Regions from separate parts of the Mus musculus genome. Here regions 1 and 3 are each linked to region 2. The links are chromatin loops, found by intact Hi-C in ENCODE. Cell type or tissue: heart. All regions are shown on one strand. Region 1 has its middle 23 kb from the start of Gm11468. Region 2 overlaps Gm30536 (a long non-coding RNA gene). Region 3 has its middle 6.5 kb from the start of Gm11468.

Evidence for each region. Hi-C counts contacts between places; a loop is a spot of excess contacts. Peaks named below come from ENCODE experiments on the same cell type or tissue, not always from the same donor. Only the 100,000 strongest peaks of a DNase experiment are listed, where the experiment ranks them.
Region 1: a loop joins it to region 2, with 1.9 times the contacts of the local background. A loop is called at or near these places in 1 of 42 quality-filtered maps.
Region 3: it touches region 2 in a loop (1.8-fold over the local background); 1 of 42 quality-filtered maps calls a loop at or near these places.

The regions. Positions count from the first base shown.
Region 1 is chr2:166,249,309-166,251,808 of GRCm38, forward strand. No RefSeq gene overlaps it. Among named protein-coding and RNA genes, the nearest start is that of Gm11468, 23 kb to the right of the region's middle. In heart, no CTCF peak of the experiment used is centred here; DNase peaks (open chromatin) are centred at 1,453 and 2,313; H3K27ac peaks cover 970 bases.
Region 2 is chr2:166,195,863-166,198,362 of GRCm38, forward strand. It overlaps Gm30536 (a long non-coding RNA gene), which reads left to right. Exons shown (of 6, transcript XR_866955.3): 3 at 125-526; 4 at 2,080-2,500. Among named protein-coding and RNA genes, the nearest start is that of Gm30536, 2.7 kb to the left of the region's middle. In heart, no CTCF peak of the experiment used is centred here; DNase peaks (open chromatin) are centred at 481 and 1,359; H3K27ac peaks cover 2,280 bases.
Region 3 is chr2:166,266,144-166,268,643 of GRCm38, forward strand. No RefSeq gene overlaps it. Among named protein-coding and RNA genes, the nearest start is that of Gm11468, 6.5 kb to the right of the region's middle. In heart, no CTCF peak of the experiment used is centred here; no DNase peak of the experiment used is centred here; H3K27ac peaks cover 375 bases.

The sequences.
Region 1 (2,500 bases), 53 kb after region 2:
CTCCCTGCCGAGGGACAGACTTACAAAGGATGATATTTACATTTTCTCCAAGCCTTTAATTTTCTCATTTATCATTTGTCAGAGCCCGAGGCCCTTCCTTAGCTCATGGTGTTTGCCAGCAGCTAACGATCCCTTTACCAAACATCACAGTCCAGCCAGGAGCTTGTTAACGTTGCTAAGGCTGATGATTTAATGCGTCACTGTCACAGGCAGGTCTCCGGACCCTGAATCACAGGAATGCTGCAACTGTGGGGCCCTGTGCTTCCTGGAGGCTCCCCCAACACCAGGGAACCATGGAAACCATTCCAGTCCTAGATTTGGAGATAGCTGAGCACTGAGGTTGGCTTTGGAAGCCAGGCAGAGGCTTCTAGAACTCCATCCAGTGGTCACAGACTGGATGCTCTTGCTACCCCACAGGTAATACCTGAGGATTGGTGCCACTCAAGGAGTAAGCGGAGGCCTGGGCAGGGTTCCAGGGCTCCTGCCTAGCTTTCCTTTCTTGGCAACAGCTCCTCTTCTTGTCCTCTGAGGCTCGAAGAAGCTGGATTCTACAAGAGAGATTCTGTCCAGCCCAGGAACCAGAGCCACCTCATGATGACACAGGGGGTTCTGGGTCCAGCTGAGTCTCTAGGTCTTGAGACACAGAAGGGATGGGAAGGGCCAACTCCTCTGGATCCTTTGTTATAGACAAGTTTAGAAGCCACTGATGTCAACCAGAGTCCCAGGAAGCAAGACACAGTTTTAAAAGAAAAAAGGCTTTTTGTTTTGTTTTGTTTTTTGTTTTTTGTTTTTTGATTTTTTGTTTTTTGTTTTTTTGAGACAGGGTTTCTCTGTATAGCCCTGGCTGTCCTGGAACTCACTTTGTAGACCAGGCTGGCCTCGAACTCAGAAATCTGCCTGCCTCTGCCTCCCAAGTGCTGGGATTAAAGGCATGCGCCACCACCACCCAGCAAAAGGCTTTTTTTTTTTTTAACAGTGTGTGTGTGTGTGTGTGTGTGTGTGTGTGTGTGTGTGTGTGTGTGTGTGTGATGTGTTCACACACAAGTATCTAGGTCAGAAGACAACTTGCAGGTATTGGTTCTCTCCTTCTACCATGTGAGTCCTAGGAATTCAACCTCACGTTGGCAGGCTTGGCAGAGCCATCAGGACTCACCTTCGCCCCCCAGAGGTATCTCACCTGGCCCAAAAATTCATCATTTAAGTAAAAATGCACAAGTTCTATGACAGAAAGAAGACACTTTGCACCTGGGAACCCACTGTGGAGGAGTTTGGGGTGGGGGGGGAACTTTTTAAAAAAATTCAGCCCTAAGACTTTTCAAGATGGAGTTTGGGGGTGGTTCTTCCTGGAGGCAGAGATAGCTCGCTCGTAGGAAGCTGGGTGGTGGCCGTGATAGAGAGCTCTGATATTCCATCCCGCTTCGAGTGTCTCAGGACACAGACTGGGAGGGGCAGCGCCTTGGGGATGCAGCCAGGAAGGAAGTCAGAGGGGAAGAGGAGGAGGGAAGCCATGGGTTGGACAGCTTTCTGGCCTTTTGCTCGATCCAGCCACGAGACCTGGAATGCAAGAAAGAGTGGCTGGGTCTCCTCTACGCTTGCGCCATGCTGGCTTGGCAGCCAGTTGGACCCAAGGCTCTTACAAGTTTACTTTGTCTCCTAGGTGGTTTGGTGGCTAACATGGTACTGATACCCTCGAGTGGGCCTTACCTGTCCTGGCTACTAGCCAAGTGACCTGGAATGGCTGAGTGAGCGCAGGTGTGGGGCCTGGTACTGCACAGGCGACTGTCTCCGCAGAACTGTGGTAACTGTCCACTTCCTTGCTCTGGAGTTCCTGTCTACTCATTGACTTAATTCATTTTCGTCCACCCTCATGTTTCCCAGATCTCCTCCTTACAGCTGTGGTCGCCCGAGAATGACTGTAGTGACATCATCTGGGACCTTGCTGAGCCTCCTCAGGATGACTTATGGCTCTGGTGAGCAGGTGAGACCCAGGTTGCTGCCATCCCTGGTTTTCCAGCAGAGAAGCATGGGCTTGGGAGATGCCTGAGGTCACATGGGTGATGGAGGAGATGCTGGACTTTGACCTGTACAGATTTCTAGGTTGACATGAAAACATCAGATCCTAGGCAAGCTTCGCATCCCAGACTCTTCTCAGGAAACACTGACAGCCAGAGAGGACTGGGTCCCTTACAATCTGTCAGAGGAGTCACAAACAGGCCATTTCCTTTTTCCATTGTTGGGGACACTGGAGTCAGTATGATAACATCTGGTCTCCACCTGGTTCACTTCAGGTTCCTCTGCCCAGTGCCACCAGACTGGACTTCCTGCAAATGTGCTGGGATCCCAGGGATACATGGGGCTTTGAGCTATGTCCTACTCCGGATGTCGTGACCTCTGACCTCAGGAAGGTGGTGGGCTTTGGCCGAGAGTGGAAGCCAGAGCAGGTCATAACCAGGTCTCCATATGAGGAACAATGAAAAGTTGTGTGTGAACGCAGCTGGGG
Region 2 (2,500 bases):
CTTAATTAAAGTTTATGTCTATATATTTGGCCTTCGTTCTTACAAACTCAGTGATGTTGTATCCGAACAATGCTTTTCTGCTCAAAAGAGCTGGATTTTTACCGCCTCCCCCCTCCCACACCAGGAGGACCTGTCACCTGAGCCTCCTCAGGTCATCCATCGTCCTCGAAGGATCCATCCTGAGGCATCAACTGAAAATTATGGCTCCTGAGAAAGAATAAAGCACACTGTTCACTGCCAGGATGAGTGTCCCTGTGGCAGCATCTAGAGCTTGCCTGTTGCTCCTGCTAACGACCTCTGTCCCCCGTGTGGCCCTTTCTTTCTGTCACTTCTGTAGCTGTACTGTTGACAACTCTTCTCTAGGTGTCTCTGAAGCCCTGAAAGGCCTCTCAGCTTGGCATGGCCCCCCGCCCCGCCCCAGCTCGCTCTCTTGATGCCCATGTGTGTGACTTGACAGCATTCCTGCCTTGCTGGCCCACTGCCCCACTCCAAGGAAGGACGCTCTCAAGGTCCAGGTCCCTGGCAGGTAAACAGCAAAGTTTCAGATTCACAGACATCCTCTCCCTCCTGCACCAACTGCCCACCAGGAAAGTGGGAGCTTGGCGCTGCTTGCAAAGGACTAGGTGATGTATGAGCCTGTCTGCGGGCGCCAGGTCCTGATCTGTGTCCCTGTGAATAAGAAGCCACTTAAGAGTGTCAGGCAATCAGGGACTGCCCCTCCTCCTGCCTTCGACCTTGCCTCAGCTTTTGTGGAGTCTGTGGGGTGATGTGATAGAGGCTGTGTAGTCAGATCAGCACCACAGAGGGAGAACATGGAGATGGTGTGGTCTCTCCTCCCCAACAGCGTATTCTGTGTTGCTAGTGTGAGTGCTGCCCAGGGACCCACGAGATCAGTGTTGACCAATAGAACTGGGTGAAGGACGTGGGAATTTGGGTCAGAGACTTCTATCAGAAGATGAAAGTCATCCAGGCAGAGCCTACTGATTCTGTCCCACACAATCCACTCTGCCCTCAGTGAATGAGCATCAAGTCGATGGTGAATGTGGCATTGACCTATACCTGCTTTGAGCATGGGTCTGTCTCCTGCCCTGTGCCCCAGTGTTAAACACACCATCCTGGTGACAGTGTTATGTCCCTGTAGGAGAACATGGATGCTGGCACATCTGAGATTTACCCCGGGGAGAGCAGAGCCTCGCATGAGACATGAGTGCAGTCAGCATCCAGGCTTTGCAGGGCACACCACATCCCAGGACACCACACGTGAGGGTAGCCAAGGGAGGCCACTGTTGCTAGCTTCTCTTGCCTCCTGTCCCTAACCAGCTTGGTCACTTTCCAGAGTCATTTCCCCTGGCCTCCAGGTTGGGACATCTGGCAGGATCCAGGAATCCTGACGTCACACTCACAATTTAACTGTCCACATGTTTTCTTTCTGTGTAGAACAGGAAACAGTGAGACAGTGTCCAGGCAATTTCGTCCCAGATGTGTGACATACAGGATCTTAGATAGCTGCGAGCTGACAGGCCTTTCTACACAAAAGCCCTCACAGTCCTTCCCGATTGCTTTGATAGGCTCTGGGCAGGACTCGGAGGTTGAGGTCTGCAGCACTGGGTGATGGGGTATACCTTGAGACATGCAAAGTCCCAAAGCACGAACAGGCTACCTAGAAAGTTCTTCAGGTGAAATGGAGACAATAGCTCCTGGAACTAAGCCCTTCGCACCTACCATTCTGAAACCCAAGAATGGTTCCCTGGTTGATAAAGGCTGCAGTATGTCTCCCAGAGCCTCTCTTCACGCTCACCATGGGCTTGTTTCCCCAGGGCGGCTGGGCAGTGGGTAGCACAGTGTTTGCTGGGTATTGCAGAGCAAGGAAGGGTGTGAATGGCCTTGAGAAAGCCCTTCGCAATCCAGGGCCCTACAGGCCTGCAGGGGAGAGACCCAGCAGAGAATAGGAATCTGATGGGTGAGACCATTTTCCTTAAGCAAGGCTGGCAGGACTGTGTGCGTGCGTGCGTGTGTGTGTGTGTGTGTGTGTGTGTGTGTGTGTGTGTGTAACATGCTAATCAATACTATCTTTTGAAGAGAGGAAAGGAGGTTGGTTCCTGACAGAGTTGTGAGGAGGATGGAGAGGAGAAGACCCTGGCGCAGACCCCCACCTGGCCCCACCTCCTGCGAGGGTATCACTGTTGGTTCACTCTGACTCTGTATTCACCTGACGTGCTGAGGAGCCTGGGCAGGCTCTCGTGATCACACCCGCTCTGCTGGGCTGGCCCTTGTACCAGCAAGGAGGCCCAGGAGGCTCCAGTGCTTCTGCTCCTGCTCTGTTCACCCCTCCCCCGTGCCTGGTGTTCACACAGGCTCCCAGTGGCCTGGGACTGATGTCTTCTTACTTACCAACAGTGTCAGGGCAACATCAGTGGAATGAGAACCCTGCTGAGCACATGGGGCAGCTGTTTCCGTGGGACCTGCTGTCCTGACCTGGGAGTGCCATGCTGGGGACATG
Region 3 (2,500 bases), 70 kb after region 2:
CATTCTGACTGCAGGTCCCCGGAGCTCATCAGTGGAGGGATTGAAACACAGCAAAAAGGTAGAGGCTCCAGATGACCCCAGAAGGAGTATAAGGTCAGAGGGCTCAAAATATGGTCCAGAGCCCAGTACACCAGGTGATAGCCAGTCCCAGGGGGCATAATCACCATCAGGACAACTGTGACACCTGTGGCCTTTGTGCTCATCTGGTCAGTCCTTGTCTCTGTGTGTGAGGAGACCCCTACAGGCCTGGCTTTCAGCAGCTGTGTAGGCAGATCAGCTCCTATCAGGCACAGGGGTCCTCAAGGGACCCATTACCCTCCCTAGAGCTGGGATACAAGTCCCCACACTCCAGTTTCAAGAGGATAGATCTAGGGCAGTTTAGCAGATCTGACAATGTAGGACAACTCCCTGTTCCTCTCAGCAATAACAATACTTTCCAGATACGCCAATGCCCAATGACAACCCGTAAGAGGCATGTCTTCTCTGGCTGATGCATAGCACAGCCCCTGCTGGTTCCTTGCCAGGCGAGAAAGCCCTGAGCTCATAGCATTGGCCCTAAGGCCTCGGCTGGTTAAGTCACTTCCAAGCCTCACAGGCGTTGGGATGACACGGGGCTTTGCTCTTAATCTGCTCGCTGGGCACACAGGCATGATCCCCGTTCCGTCATTTGCTATGGTTGCCTTTGGTAATTACTTTCAGTTTGGTGCAAAGGAAACAGGCATAGGAAGACACAGGGTGGGCAGAACCAGTTTCTTGGTCAAGCATTCCTGATCAGGGGCTGGGGTGCGGGGACTAAGAGGCTGGGCCTCTGTGTTTCCAGATTCCACTGGGGAGATTCTATGATCCAATAAGTCTAACAGTTGCTGGGACCTGCCATGGGGTAGGCCATGTCCCAGGACAGTGACCTTGTTGTTGTTGTCTTTCATTTGTGGAAACAAAGTCCGGTGATGGCTCCTCAGGGTGTGGTTGTCTGTCTCAACAGCTCAGGGCTGTGTGTGGGATGTAGAGACAGTGCCGGTCTGGGTGAGATTCTAGAGGTGTGGTCAAGCCTGATTTTACAGTGAGAGAGGAGCCCAGCAGGTGAAGGAGCCTGGGAAAGAAAGACAAGGCAGGGGGCAGCCCAAGTCCATGAGGCAAAGGTGTTGCAGGTTCAGGAAGCAGGAGACGGTCAACGTGCTTAATGGAGCATTCTGGATAGAGCTGGTGACAGGAGAAGGTGGTGTGTGTGTGTGTGTGTGTGTGTGTGTGTGTGTGTGTGTGTGTGCGTGTGCGCGCATGCATATGGCTAATAACACGGACCATAAGGATTTGGAAATGTCTTCAGAAACTGAGGCTTCAGCGAGCAAGGAAAGGATGTGGCATGGCTGTTCTTTGGGGACACCACTCTATCCATGAAATGAAGGGTGACCCAGAAGGTAGGGAGTCCAGTACAAGCCTTGACCCTGGAGTGGGACAGCAGAGGAGGAAGCACTGATCCAGTGTCCAGTAGCATTTCAGAGAGGAAGGGATGGAGACCTGTCTGGGAGTCCAGTATCGAGTTACATGGATGCAGCCACTAGGTACTGCATGGGAACCCCAAAGGTTCCCTTAGAAGTGACCTCATTGGGCTGAGCTCAGTTGCTTAGGGGTGCTCACATGACCTTACAACACTGAAGCCTGGAAAAGTGGCATCTGCAAGCTAATGTCCTAAGATCACAGGAGGCTGAGCTCCCGAGACAGATGTGACTTGCTGTGGCCCTTACACTTAGGACTGAAAGAAGGACAAGAAGGGTGAAGGAGGCTAGGCTAGGAGTATCAGCAAGGGGGGCAGCAGGAGACTGGGCAACTGGAAACTAAGGGGAGTGGAGGAAGTTAGAAAGCTTGGAAGGTTCTGCAGGGTTCAAAGAAGGGCTGAGGTCACCCTTGGGGGTGGTGGTCACATATACACCGTTTAAGAAGGCCACTCACTTTCTATGCAACGGAAACTCGTAAGTCACTTAAAGCTCTTTGGAGAAAATGCACTTGACAGGAGCTCTGTGTCGCCAGCTTCAGACCGAACACTGAGCTCAGGTTAAATAGAAGCACAGCACATCTTACTCATGGGCTGCAGAGAAATAAGCCATGTAGCTCCCAGACACTAAAACCCCAGGGAAAAGGAAGCCAGCTCTGCGTAAGCTTTCCACGGCTGTAGCAGATCACCACAGGCTGGCTGATGTAAATAGTAGAAATCTATTTCTTCAGGGTCCGGAGGGGGAAGTCAAGATCATACTGAGTTGGTTTCTTTCAAGTCTTTCATCTTGGGTTTGGAGGGCCCCGTGTTTTTATTTGCAGCCATCTGGCTGGGGTTTCTTTTCTATACCCAGATTGAAATTTCCAATATAGGCAAACAGCAGCTTCCAGACTCCTGGGCACCAAGGGCCCAATGACTGGATTAAGATGGGCGGTGTGTGTGTGGGGGGTAGGGGGGAGGTTATGGCTGGGATCCTGAGAACTAAAAGCTTGTGAGTTCAAGTTGTAGAGG